Regions from separate parts of the Mus musculus genome. Here region 2 is linked to region 1. Evidence: chromatin contacts called from ENCODE POLR2A ChIA-PET data. All regions are on one chromosome and are shown on one strand. Each heading gives the region's core, a stretch centred on a gene start or an enhancer-like site at or near the end of the contact. The rest is flanking DNA. Distances are from core to core; before and after follow the strand shown.

The links. ChIA-PET counts read pairs that join two places held with the same protein, here RNA polymerase II (POLR2A).
Region 2: POLR2A ChIA-PET joins it to region 1 with 20 read pairs in Patski. The contact joins the enhancer-like site here to the promoter of Kif13b in region 1. POLR2A ChIA-PET finds 5 or more read pairs at or near these places in 2 of 5 experiments (Patski and embryonic stem cell).

What each region holds. Positions count from the first base shown.
Region 1 is chr14:64,647,716-64,655,058 of GRCm38, reverse strand. Kif13b (kinesin family member 13B) reads right to left here and starts at 2,518. Exons shown (of 40, transcript NM_001081177.2): 1 at 2,403-2,518. The coding sequence starts at 2,457.
Region 2 is chr14:64,686,499-64,693,838 of GRCm38, reverse strand. The region is part of intron 2 of Kif13b (kinesin family member 13B); the gene reads right to left. Among named protein-coding and RNA genes, the nearest start is that of Kif13b, 38 kb to the right of the region's middle. Within about 2 kb of position 4,968, at least 2 of the 3 ENCODE cell types and tissues checked have a DNase peak (open chromatin) inside an H3K27ac peak, as active enhancers do.

The DNA of each region.
Region 1 (7,343 bases), core at 1,269-3,768:
AACCCCACAGACAGTTAAGCAGAAAAACTGAACCCCCTTAAGCACAACCAGCCACTGAGTCACACAAGAATCGAACCCTACCCTGAAGAGTTCTGGAAACCTTTGGACTTCCCTCAAAAGACACAAATGTCACTCAAACAACAGAGTCTATGATCAGAAATACAACCCAGTGACCCAGTCTCAGCCTGTCTCCATGTCAATCCTCAGGACACTTCCCGCACATACACACTGAGTCAGGAGCACTCAGGACTAGACCCAACTACTTGACAGCCACATGCTATCCCTTAAAACACTACATTCCCCAGAAGCAATGCTTAAATAGAATTCTTTTCAAACTCAGCAAAAAGGAGCTCAATTTTGTTACTCCCTTTTCATAGGAATTCAAGATGCCAACTCAGAAATAACAAGCTTTAAGATTCCTCTCTATTATATTGCATAATAACCTGTAGATGAAGAAATTATCTATGATGAGCACTAGAAACAGAAGACAGAGTAAGCAAAGAGACTACGGGGCAGCTGCCACTGGACAATGGGGCCAAACTGTAAACATTCATTTTAAAGTGAGTTCAGCCAGGAGTGGTTGGTGCACCCCTGCAATGCACTCAGGAGGCTGAGGGAGGAAGATGACTGCAAGTCCCAGGCCACCCTGGTCTACACAGAGACTGCCTCTAAATAAATGAAAAAAAAAAAAAAAATAGGACTGGGGAGATGCCTGGGTGGTTGGTTGAACTCAGATGGTTTAATGGATGAAAACCAAGTGAGGACCAGAGTTCAGATCCTTAGCACCTAAGTTTTAAAAAGAAAAGAAGGGTCAGGTGTTGTGGCGAATGCCTTTAATCCCAGCACCAAAGATCTGGGCAGAGGCAGGCATATTTCTATGAATCTGAGGCCAGCTTGGTCTACATAATGAGTTCCAGGGCTATGTACAGAGACCCAGTCTCAAAAATAGGAAAGAAAGAGAAAGGAAGGAATACAAGGAACAGCTAGAAATCATTCAACGAATATCTCAAAACTCTGAGCATTAGTAACAGCCACTGTCAGAATTACAAGCATAGCAAATTAAAGACAGTAGCTTCCTCCCAGTAAGAGAAAACAAGGAAGAGTCCGGCTCTAACTATCTGTGCCAAACCCTGCTGTGGTGGCTGGTTAGAGGCCTCCTTCAGCACTGACATTTCCAAGGGTTTTGCAAAAAGGAAATTTTAAGAATGTGCTGAACCCTTCCTTTCCGAATCATTCCCAGATATGTCGGATTTCATTTGGCTGTTTTCTTTTTTTCTTTAGTTTTTTTTTAATCGCAGTAATGATCACAATGAGGTGAAGTGATCTAAAATAAAGATGTCTGGATACTCAAAAAATGGGAGAACTGAAAACTTTCAGACTTCTAAGCTACTCACTCTGTTTTGTGAGAACCTGGATGTTAGGAGGCAATGAGCTGAGAGCTTAAAAAGTTCCGTCTTCAGGGGAAAAGCTTGCCTCATAGACTTCAGCAGGTTCAAGTAGGCAAACCAACGACAAGAAAACAGAGACACCAAGTTCCCAAGGAACAACCAACCAGAGAAATCTTTGTTAACTTTTACACCTACTTACCTCAATACATACACAAAAGGGCAAGGAGACAGAAAAACTATTTCCTACACACTAGACTTTAAACACAGTAAAACAAACTAGAAACCTTGGAAAATGACTCCTGCACTTAATAATGGCTCTAGCTAGTCAGTAGTCTAAATCAATTAGCAGCAATTCCATCTCCCGGGAGCGCGGCAGCAACCTCAATAACAAGACTTGTCTAGAAAGTGTTTTCAAACACATCACCTCATTTTAAGTACCCTGCCCAGTCACCCTCTGGTGAAGCTACAGAGGCAAAAAGCAGCTACTCCCCGGATTCAAGTTGGGCTTCAGTCTTTCCAACTTGGATAGATGATTTACGTGTCCTGGGTTTATCTACTTTCTCTACCCTCCCTACAGACTTCAGAGCATGTCTGAAAGATACAATTTCCCAAGAATCTTGGCACTGAGACTATTTATTGTTGAGATGATGACTATCACTTCAAGCAAAAGGAAAAAAAGGAAACCTCTCGACAGTCATAAACCAGAAAAGAACTAAGAAGGCATGCATGTCCTTCCTTTTCTGCAAACAGCCACAAGGTGCAGGTTCAAGGGAGAACGTGGAAAATCGAAAAGTAGGGCTGTCCGCCCTAAGAGCTGCGTACACAGGAGGACTGCGAGGCCGGAGCTGCCCCAGGCCTGGAGAGCTCGGTGACAGCTGGCGGGGCGGAGGGCTGAGGGCCCGACCGCGCCGTCGAGGGCGCACGCGCGCTGAAGGGAGCCCGCCGAGACCCCCGGGACGCCGAAGCTCTACCACCACAGGCACCTGTCGCCCCCGGCCCGGGACAAGCGCTCACCTCGTCGGTTCATTGGCCGGACCCGTACCGCCACTTTCACTTTGGAGTCTCCCATCGTGCTACCGCCGGGGTTCTCACTGCACCTCCGTCTACCTCGGCCACCGGACAAACTCTCCGAGGCCAACCCGGCGGGCGGGGGCTGTGGGGGAAAAGGGGGCGGGACCGACGAGGGGCGAGGACCGGTGCGTCCCGGGGCATGCTGGGATGTGTAGTTCCCACAAGTCAGGCCGAGGCGCTGGCGGGAAAATTCGCGCGCCGCTCTCTGGAACTTGTAGTCATCTGTCGCCGTTTTACAATTGTGCCGCTGTTCCTGTACCTCCCTCTCCTTTCTTTTCCTTCTCTTTCTTTACTTCTTCCTCTCTCTTCCTTCCTTCCTATCTGTTGCAGGATTTTCCCTGTCCATCCCGCAACACCTAACTTCTCTTTTGTGTGCGTGTGGAGAGTTTTCTGGACATTAAAATTAGCACTTTATGAATGGTAGGCAAGCGCTCTATCCTTGAGTTATATTCCCAGCCTTCCTTTTATTATTTTTTGAGATAATAAAAGTAGAGATAGTTTATTAAGAAAGAGAAAGCCAACTGGCCATGGTGTCACAGGCCTTTAACCCCAGCACTTGGGAAGCAAAAATAGGCTGATCGCTGTTGAGTTTGAGGCCAGTCTGGTCTATAGCATGAGATCCAGTATAGCCAGGAATATAAAGAGAAACCCTGTCTCAAAAAAAGAAAAAAGAAAAAGAAAGAAAGAAAAGGCACTTCTAAGAATAGGAATGGGCTAGTGAGCTGGGAAAATACATACACTGCCTTGTTGGTGCTGGGCCTTTCCCCTTCTGTGTAATGTACTTGTTATTTATTTATTTATTTATTGGATGTGTGTGTGTGTGTACACATGTGGGAGCATGTGTCAAAAGACAACTTTCAAGAGTCAGTTCTCTCCTTCTATCTACCCTGTGGGTCCTAGGGATGGAATTCAGTTATCTGGCTAGCAAGCCAGAACATTTACCCACTGAACCATCTCAATGGCCCTGTTTGGAGTTTTGTTATAGTTTTTCATTGGATGGGTGGGGTTTTTGGGGTTTGTTTTGTTTTGTTTTTTTACTTCTTTTTCTCTTCTTTTTTTATGTTTATGGATGTTTGCCTGAATGTATATCTGTATGCCTGTGCTGAATTCAGAAGAGGGCATCCGATCCCCTGGACCTAGAATTACAGAGAGTTGCGAGCCACCACATAGGGGCAGAGAATAGAGCCCAGTGAGCCAGCTCTCCAGCCCCTGTGCTTTGGGTTTTGATAGAGGTCCACATGAGTTGCTCAAATTAGCTTTTTACTTGCAATCTTCCTGTCTCACCCTCTCAAGTAGCTGGAATAACAGACCTGAGGCCTCTCTCGCCTGCCTCTGTATCTAGCCCTAGCTGGTCTGTAAACTCACTCAGTAGACAGACTGGTCTCCACTTCAGAGATCCATCTGCTTCTGCCTTCTAAGTGCTGGAGCTAAAGGTTTGCACCTCGCCTCACCTCGATTCTGCAGGACTCTTAAACTCTAGCAATCTGTATTGAGACTACGGTGTCCAAGAACTGACCCTTCATCTGAAAACCTCTTCCTCTCCTTTTTAAGACCTCTGGGTTTGATCCTTGATTTTGATGATTTTCTCTGACTGCCTTGTCCCCCTCTTGTTTCTTTACTGACTTATCCTTCAGGATAAATGGATGCATTCAACCTTGACCACAGCCTCTGCATCCTCTGAGTCATAACCTTGGGTTATGGAAACAAACTTAACTCAAATCCCACTCATTTGCCAACCTGTGGTCACGGTCAACTTATTTGGCCACTCAAATTTCATCTTTTTTAATGTGTAAAGTGGAGACCCTGTGTCACCCAACCTGCAGTGACATTTATCGTGTGAGTCAATGAAACCAAAGTGTAAATACTGTTTATCAGCCTCACAGAGACTGCTGGTTGGTGGTTTGTGCACCAAGTCTATCCTACAAACATGTTCTGTTTAGCCAACACAAAAGTCAGATTTGGGGTGCATTAATGACCCTTACTATATGTTAGTAACACTAAATCAAACAGGAATAGCACTGGACATACTATAATCCCAGCACTCAGCAAACCGAAGCAGGAAGATTGCCATAAATTGAGACGAGTCTAGGCTCCAAGCTCCTACCTCAGCCTCCCAACTACTGGGACTACAGATGTGAGCTTCAATGCCCAGCCCCACTCTAGCTTTTTAAACTGGGGCAGTGAGATAAGAAAAAAGAAGGTTAAGAAGTTTCAACAGGAAATTTTATTTACATGGAAATTCAGGACAAAGGCCCTGAGGAATTGTGGTTAGTCTCCCTTTGGACTCAAGGTCTCTTGATCCTCAGTGAAGATGCAGAAGATTCTTAAGGCCTGTAAGTCACCACCCAGCGACAGGTGAGAGAGGAAAGACAGCTAGCTGCAGGTTACAACCTGCAGCCTGGAGAGCCCCAGGGGCTCCACAGCCAGATAAACCGAAACTGGAGCTGTTCAAGTTAGCGTGCTGGGGGGCGGGGGGTGCAGTGGGTTGCCAAGAGGAGGGAAAGCCCTGGTTTCTGCCTAGTCACCTTGGAGGGGAATGGGAAGAGAAGAGAGAAAAAGCACTCTGTGCTTTTGTTTTGTAAATGGACAACCTTGGATGGGGTAGGTGTTCTGTAGAGGTTGAAAATAGATGTGAGATATTATCAGTTAACTGCGGCTAGGAGAGACTCATTTTACCCCCTGGATTTTGCAGATCTATCTAATCTGAGACTGACTTCTTGTTTTCTATTTGTTCCATTCATGTGGCAGTTTCTGATGCTGAGGGACTTTCCTTACTCCTTCTGTTTATTTCTTTCTTTTGAGGGGTTTGTTTGTTTTGCTTTTGAGACAGGGTCTCACTATGAAGCTCTGGCTGTCCTAGAACTCACTATGTCGACCAGGCTGACCTTATACTAACAGCAACCCATCTCCCAGCTGCTCCCAACTGCTAGGATTAAAGGGCTGCCTCACTATGCTCCCAGTCTGTTTCTTCATGGTCATCTTTGACCTGATGGTACTAACCGAATACCTACTTCATGCCAGCCGCTACCCTAAGCCCTTTACATCTCTGAGCCTGTTTAATTCTCACACAGACTGGATGGAGCAGTTAATGTTATTGCCTCTACACTGAGGATGTAAAGCAGAGTAACATTCAGGTGAAGCCATGCTGTCAGCAACCACCCGCTGTATTCTGCAACCTCTCGAAGCAGAAACAAAGTCTGCATACAAATTGTTCGATCCCCAGAAAACACAAACAGCTCTGTTTTGCATTCCACTCCCCCCACCCCTGAGATAGGGATTCTGTGTGTCACCCTAGATGTCCTGGAACTCGATCTGTAGACCAGGCTGGCCTCAAACTCAGAGATACACCTGCCTCTGCCTCCCGAGGGCTGGGAGTAGATGTGCACCACCTGGCTTACATTTTTTCTTCTTTAATTCATCAACATTCAACCTGAAGAGCCATTTCCCCTCACCACCTGTTCCTTCATTCTTTCAAGAATCAAAGCTCAATGAGTTCGAGGCTAGCCTGGTCTACATAGTAAGCTCCTGTGAGAAAGAATCACAACTCTGCCATGAAAATTCCTGGCGCTGACTGTGCCTACGGTACTATTTGTCTGTCTGCAGTCACAGTTCCGTACTCCACTGGCACAGGTCTGTGGCAGCCTTCAGATTCTCTTTCACCCCACTCCATGGCAATGAGGTTCTGCTAGCTGGCCCCTGTGCAGCCCATTCAACAGCCCCTCCATCTGGACAGCCCTTCTAACAGCTTCAGATCTCACAAGGCAAAGCAAGAACAAACAATGACAATGTAATTGTTCAACTTTTAGAATTTCATACATAACTACAATATATTTATGTCATATCCACCCCTTCCCGTGTGTGTGTGTGTGTGTGTGTGTGTGTGTGTATGTATGTATTTATGCTGTAAGGTTGTCTGTGTATACGTGGGTGTTGAGTTGACCTTTTGGACAAATGTGGTGGCTTATATGAAAATGTCCCCTGTGGGCTCATATATTTGAATATTTGGTGTCCAGTTGGTGGTGCTGTTTGGGGAGGTTTTGGTGATGTGGTCTTGTTGGAGGAAGTGTGTCACTGGAGACAGGCTTTAAAACTCACGTCCTTTTCCAGTTTTTTTTCTCTCTCACTCTGCTTCATGCTTGCAGTTCAAGATATAAGCAATTAGCTTCCTGCTCCACATGTGGTCACATGCAGGTAACCATACTGCTGATAGTTCATGTACAGATATACTATCTTACGACAGTCCTCCCGGTCCTCTGGCTCTTCCTGTATTCACCCCCTCTCCTGAAACCCTTGGGTATAGATGTCGTGTCCCATTTGCAGATGGGTGCTTTCTATGCTTTGGTAAGTTGTGGTTTTCTGGAGTAGCCTCTGTGTGCCGCAAAAAGAAGCTTTTTGATGAGAGTCAAGGTGTGTACTTATCTATGGGTGTAAGGAGAAATAGTTAGAAGATGGTTTATATTTATATCCCTTTAGCAAAATAGTAGTCATAGGTTCTCCCCTAGGGTCTATGAGCTCCCCAGTTCTTGGCTAGTTTTGAGGCATGAGATCCGAGTTCCCCCATACAGGGTGGACCTTCAGTCCAATCTCACAGCTCTCGGTTACCTTCACGATATTAGTGCCACCATTGCCCAGCCAACAGCTGTGGGAATCCACAGTACTTACACCTGGGTAGGACTGTCGGTAACCGCCCAGTACCCTCCAGCAGCTTACATAGTGCCTTCCAACATTTTGAGAGCTGGCTATCAGGGAGAAGGAGCTTCCAGTCAGCACCAATTTGATTTCTCCCAGTCCTGTGACCAAAGAATAATTCTTGACTGAAAATCAAAGGGCCATTGCCTTCAGCCCTGAGTCTGCATCTGGTTACTTGTCTCCCTGAGTCCTGCA
Region 2 (7,340 bases), core at 3,719-6,218, 36 kb before region 1:
TGGTGATATTGACCTATAATCTCAGCATTTGGGAGATGAAGGCAGGAGGACCTTAAAGCTAGTCTTAAAGCTACGAGGTCAAGGTATCCTGGTCTGCACGAGACTATATCAAAATAAATAAAGTTAAGCAGAAGCTACTTATTAGGAAACTACTAGGGCTGGAGAGATGGCTCAGTGGTTAAGAGCACTGACTGCTCTTCCAGAAGTCCTGAGTTCAATTCCCAGCAACCACATGGTGGTTCACAACCATCTATAATGGAATCTGATGTTCTCTTCTGGTGTGTCTGAAGATAGTGATAATGTACTCACATATATAAAATAAATAAATCTTTTTTTAAGCAACTGTTGAGTCCCACTATTGGTCTGTAAGATGAAAGTAAATTTTCAAAGAGGGAAGTAAAACATAAGACTGCAGAAAGGAACCAAGAGGTCAAACCTACTCCATCTTGGGACCAGCCTCCATGTTTTAATAAAAAAAAAAAAAAAATTGACCTACACATAAACCCAAGCTACACCCAAGTACCAGAAAGGACCCCATGACTTGTCCTTGGCCCTTACGCCAAAATTACTCTCTAGCTACTTCCTAACAACAGTCAGTCAAAGATTAGTCTGATTGTTTCAGATGTACTTTCAGACTGTTTATGATTGTTCATGGTTTTCCTTCAGAGCACCCACCTGTTGACTTACAACAGTCATTCTATTAGATACCTGCAAGGCTAGACAGCCCCTCACTTGCTCCCATTTCCTATAAAACCTTGTCCTACTGAAGGTTCGAGGCTTTGCCATCTTCCTGTCCTGCTGTCTCAAGGTAGAATTAGAGGAAAGCCCAAGCCTGAACTTATAATAAAGAGACCTTAATGCAATTACATCAGAAACGGCTGCTTTGTGGATTTTCCGTTTACGAATGCTTCCTGGCACAATATAAAATCTTTGAGAGACCATGACAGTGAACAATATTTGCTCTTTACCAACCTGAAAATCATCACTGCCTTACAGCAGATGGGAAAAAAAGCCAACCAAACATTCTGATCATAAATCATAGTCTGAGATAAGGGCATTTCACACAGGCTATGGGTTAGAGTATGGAATGAGGTTAGCATGGGCTTCTAAGACATTCTGTGAAATTCATGAATGCCCATAATATCACATGAGCTGGTGCTGAATCTGATCTCAGCCAACCAGCACTTGGGACCAGGAACTAGTTAACCAAGCCCATCATGAAAGGTGTGGTAAGTATGTGTTACAAAGACTGGCTGTAAGCACTAAGATTCCTGTAAGCATATGGTGTGAAAATCTTCAGACTCGATCATGTACCTACAGAAGTGCCCAAAGTTCAGGTTACTCTTATACCCATCCACTCGGCTTAGACTCTCATCTGTCACATTCCACAACTGTGGCAGGAGGTTGGGAAACACTCCCCAAAATGTCTAGCTAGAATTGGCCACAGTAATCTGATCTGTCATTCACTATCAGTTCACTGTGTGGCCAGGAGCCTCTTTTCCTAGACAGGGAAGTCAGGGCATGCTGCATTTACATGGGAGTGAGGAGTGAGGAGTGGAGTCAATGCAATGTAGCTGGGATGCTGTCTGCATATTAGTGCACCCCTGACCTCACACAGCCTCTCCCATCTTACACTGGCATGCATTCTCATACACAAGGCCAGAAAATAAACCAGATCTCAAAAGGCTCCTTTGCTTCATGTTGTACAAGCATCAGATGGCCGTGACAGAGTCACCAGACTGCACATTTAGGAAATGCACCAGTCCCTATCCAATCAGGTGACAATGGTGGTGTAAGCACAAACACTAGTTGGAAAGAATAATAAAATCCTACCCCCAAAAAGCATTCTTTGGCCAGGGAGGAAGTCATAACAGAAACAGATGATAACAGGCACAAAGAGAACAGAAACTGCTAGAAAAAAAAAATCTACTCAGAAACATCAGACTTTATTTATTACATGAATTTTGTCTAAGTTGAAAACTGAGATGTATAGATTTCTGGGCTGGAAAATCCTTCACCTATTCTTAAAGCTTGGCATTCAGAGAGCCTTTCCATCTTTGGCCAGTATCGTGTTAGCAGCCTCTGACCCACTGTCCCATCTACAGTTACACACTAACTGTCCTCACGGTGTCATTAGGGTGCTCTTGTGCTGAGTGAGTAGTCTGGAATCACAGAGCAGGACAGATCTAGTTTTTACTTTGGGCAAGTTACTTAATCTTTCCGTGCCTGTTTCTCATCTACAAAAGATAAATAATAATGGAGATTAGAAAGGTCAATACATGGGAAATGCTCATAGCCAACCAGGCTTCTGACTTTGTATTACTCACATGGGGTTCATTCTCGAGCTTCTCTCCTTCTACCCCAAGGTCATGCTGTCCTCTATATCCTAAAGGCCTTGGCCTCTGAACCCTAAGCACAGCACCCTCATCGCATATAAAGTAATAGGAACACAGTCAGCCATTTGAACAACCCAGAGATAATGGCTGACTTGTGATCTAAAATACCAACCAAGGAGGCCCACTCTAGAGCAGGGATTCTTTAGCACAGAAACTGAAGGAGATGCTCTGTGAACCCAGATGAGCAGAGTTACACTGCCACTTCTCAAGACCTTCTCATAGAAACGGATGCAGCCCTCAATTACTGATGTAGTTTAAGCACAGCCTGTGACTCTTACCACCAACAAACCCACCTGCTTTCCTATCACATTCTAATTGTTGCAAATGTTTGTTTGTTTGAGGGGGGTGCACATATGAAAATGCACTTTTATATACAGTGCCTGGAGAAGCAGAAAAGGTCATCCGATGCCCAAGAGCTGGAGTTACAAGGGTTGTGAATCTGCCTGACATGAATAGGTAATAGGAACTGAACTCAGGCCCTGTGCTTTCAACAACTGAAACATCTCTCAGCCCTGTTGCAAATATCTTTAAATATCATATACACCCAACACAATTTCAAAGTCTAAGTGATTATTCCCAACACTTGATCTGGCTGGTTAGCACAGTAGTAAGTTAGTAAGTGCAAATTACTACTATTGCACATTTCTAAAGCCATTTCTGATAATTATACCCCAGCACAAATCTGGCCTCCTTTATAATCCTATGCATCTCGAGGAGGGGTTTACAGGCTTTATCAGCCAAAAGGGTTCCTGCCAAAAAAAAAAAAAAAAAAAAAACCAGAGTTGATTTCTGCTCTGGAAGCAGTTTTTGCATACCCCCAGTTATTTATTTTTCTGATCAACATTAAAAGGGTTATAGCAAATACTAAAAATAATTTTTCACTGAAAAAATGTACAGCATTAAACATAGATCAACCAAAACCGGATGGAGATACATCTTTCCTGGGAGAGCAACTCACAAGGAGAAACCAGCCTCCTATCCTGCTCCCTTGGGAGTGCTCTTGAGTAGGGCCCTACCTGAACTCTGATCTGGTCAGAATACCTGCTACATGTGTCTCCAGAGAAACTTTCCAGCCAGGTACTTGTCTGAGAGATGTGACCTCACTGGCCCCTAGCAACAGCACTGAATGACTAATGCTGTGGCGGTCTGCTACTAAGCATGGTGCAGGACTCAGCAAGGTTATATTGTACCTTAGCTCCTGGTGGAGTGGTTGGGAGGGAGACATGCCCTTATGCCTAAGTCTAGTCATAGAAAGCTACTATATTTCACTATAAATGTTCACATGGCTTAGATGAGTCTAAAACATCCTACTGTGCTAGCAATAGCAAGCTCCATGAAGCCTAAAACCACTGTCTTCTTCAGGTCAATGCTCCTAAAACACAATAAACGGGTCACTGAGTACATTAGTGAAAACAATACTCTTAGCTATTGATGCATATTCACCTTTCCCTTACCAGGCACCTTGCCAAGATCAAAAAAGTTAGGTGCCAATCAATAGCCCAGGACATGAGTGGAGACACGTACCTATTGTCCTAGCACTCAGGGTGCTAAGGCAGCAGGAGTCTTAAGGAATTCCCTGTCTCAAAAAAACAAAACTAGTAATAATAGCTATAAAATAAATGCTGCTTGTCATCAATGGAAGATCCAACACTTACATTCTTTATTCATCACTTACATTTCCAAGGACTGTGAACTGCCTATCTATTAGACTCCTGACAGCTCCTAAGCCCTCTAATCAGGACTAGAGTCCTTCTAGTTTGAGAATGACAGTTCTTTGTGCAACTGTAACCAATTCTGAGCAACATTATGCCAGTTGATGCTCTTCAGAGAAATCCCACAATCCTGCCATCTGGAGATTAATACACACATATAACTCATTTGTGATACTGTCAGTAAAAAGAAACCTGATGTAGCTACTATATGTTCAACCCAATCAACAAATTCTTATTCACTGCCTAGCACACACCATGTTCAAAAAAGCATGTCTCTTAAAATACAACACAGTCTAACAAATTATTAAAAATAAGTCTACCAGGATACAATACCAATTATCATTTACTAAGTATTATCATGAGCCAGGTGCTTACATGAAGAGCTGGCCATGCCCACTGCAGTGTCCGTGTGTTGCATAGAGCCACCACCTCCACCTCACAGAGAAAGCAGCTGAAGCTGCTCCAGGAGGTAATATGAGCTTCCAGATTTACTCAGATGGTAGCAAGCCCCAGAGTCTAAGCTCTACTCTTTATCAATCAACACTGTCTCTTCCCATCCCACAGCTAAGAGCTAAGAGTAGCTAAAAGCTACTAAACTCTAGCAGCACTGCCTCAATCCTTGTCTTTCCAGTGCTTTGGGGGTTAAGCCACTCTAGGAAGAATAGGCCCAACCTCTTCCTATAAAGTTTGTTCTCTGTAATGATCAGTACCAAGTCCTAGGAGGCCAAGGGTAAACAGGAAGCTAAACCAACGGCCCGTGAGGCATGAGCAGAAGACCTGGCACACAGACAGGCTACCTCAAACTGAATCTTCTGCAAGCTGAGCATAGCAGGAGGAGGGGGAAGGGGGCACAAGAAAGTGTGTGACTGTTTCTCAGTGAGTCTGGATAGAGTTCAGGCTGAGTTGGCAGCAGCCAGGGCTGAAAGGTGATCAAAGGCTCCGAGGAGAGTAAGACCGAGGATCTGAAGCAGCAGCAAGGTGTCTGATACAAGTGAGTCTGAAGATGCATGTGAGGCTTCTGGAAATGGCAAGGCCCAAAGTCCTATTCAGCACTGAAGTATATCTGGCCCAGTACCCTACTAGACAAAAATGGATGAAGAATGCACACAGGCTCAGCCACTATACATCTTGTACTCAGAGTGGGGATTTTCAGCCAGAAGGGTTTTCCTAGACGACACTGAAGGCTGAGAATAGCTTAGTGATAGACCCAGCACCACAAAAGTAAAATAAAATCTGCTCTTAAAAAACATAAAATTAGAACCAGTCAGTGGTGACACATTCTTTAACCCCAGCACTTGGGAACAGAGGCATATGAACAGCAGAGCTGGAGGCCAGCCTGGTCTACAGAGCAAATTCCAGGACAGCCAGGGCTACACAGAGAAACCCTGTCTTAGGAAAAAAAAAAAAAAAATCAAAACAAACAAAAGGATGGAACTGTAAAATTGGTTGAGCAGTTAAGAACACTGGCTGTTTGCTCCCGCTCCCACTCCGGCAGAGGCCCTGGGTTTAGCTGCCAGCAGCACCACATGGTGGCTCTCTCACAACTATCTGTAACGCCAGTTCCAGAGGCTCCAAATGCCCTCACTGCCCTCCAGGGGCACCAGGTATACACATGGTACAGTAACGCATATGCAGGCAAAACATTCATACACATGAAATAAAAAGTTGAAATTAAAGAAATTAGACTTAGGGCTGGAGAGGTGGCTCAGTGGTTAAAAGCACTGACTGCTCTTCCAGAGGTCCTGAGTTCAAATCCCAACAATCACATAGTGTGGTTCACAACCATCTGTAATGGGATCCGATGCCCTCTTCTGGTGTGTCTGAAGACAGCTACAGTGTACTCACATAAAGTAATTGTTTTTAAAAAGAAAGTATAATGGCTATCATAAATAGTATCAAACATGTACACAGTGATCATATTCTGATGGCATTCAAAATTTTACAGTGATCTGTCTTTTAATTTAGGAATGCTTTTAAGTTTTTGTTAAATAACTCTTTTTGATACATATATAATCACATCAGTCCATCTTGACAACAGCAGAATATTGGTTTTCCAGGACTGGGGTATGCTCAGTTTCTCCCATTGCTGTCTTCTTTATAAAACTGAAAGAAAGAAGGACTTCATATAACCCACATGACTCCCTTACTCTGCAGCATGTGAATCTCATTCTAACTCCCCTTTTTAAAAATCTACAATCACACCAAAATCCCCTTTCAAGTTTTTCTGACCCCATACACCTCTCTGTAAGCAAGAGTCAGAAGGCTCAAGAGCAGGGAATCTTTGCCCACTGCCCCAAGACACTGCAGTAAATGCCCAGAACTGCTCATTCAACACGCTTTGGTGAACACTGCCAGGACCTTCAGAAATATCATAGTTTGAGGCTGGAGATAGGGCTCATTAAGTAAATGCAAGCCTTGCAAACATGAGAACCTCAGTTTGATGCCCAGAACCCACATAAAACACCTGGAGGAGGTGGCATCTATTTGGAATCCCACACTAGGGAACTAGGGAACTAGGGAGGCAGACAGGTGGATCTGTGCTGCTCACTGGCCAGCCAGTCTAGCCTACTCAGTGAGTTCAAGCCATAAGAGCCCTGTTCTCTCTCTCTCTCTCTCTCTCTTTCTCTCTCTCTCTCTCTCTCTCTCTCACACACACACACACACACACAAACACACACAGAGTCAACAGCATCATAGATACTTAGGATTAGCCTTTGGTCAGCAAACACACACTGAATTAGTAAAATAAATAAATGAAGTATCACAGATTGAATAAGATTCTGCAGCAACCTAGTTCTCCAGCAACATAGAAATGCCCTTTTAAATAATATTAGTTGGGGGCTGGAGAGATGGCTTAGCAGTTAAGAGCACTGATTGCTCTTCCTAAGGTCTGAAGTTCAAATTCCAGCAACCACATGGTGGCTCCCAACCATCCACAATGAGATCTGATGCCCTCTCCTGGTGCATCTGAAGACAGCTACACTGTACTTAGATATAATAATAAATATATATATTTTTTAAAGTATTAGTTATAAAGAAAAGTATGGTACTTTTTTGGGAGGAGGGGTCTCACAATATATCCCAGTCAGGCCTCAAACTCTTTGCATCACCATCCTCACCTTGAAATCCTCAGTTTCCTCCAGCCTCAGCTCTTAAGTGCTAAGATTCTGTAATTCTGTGTATTTACCACAAAAAAAATAAAATAAAATAAAATAAGAAAAAATGAGGGTGG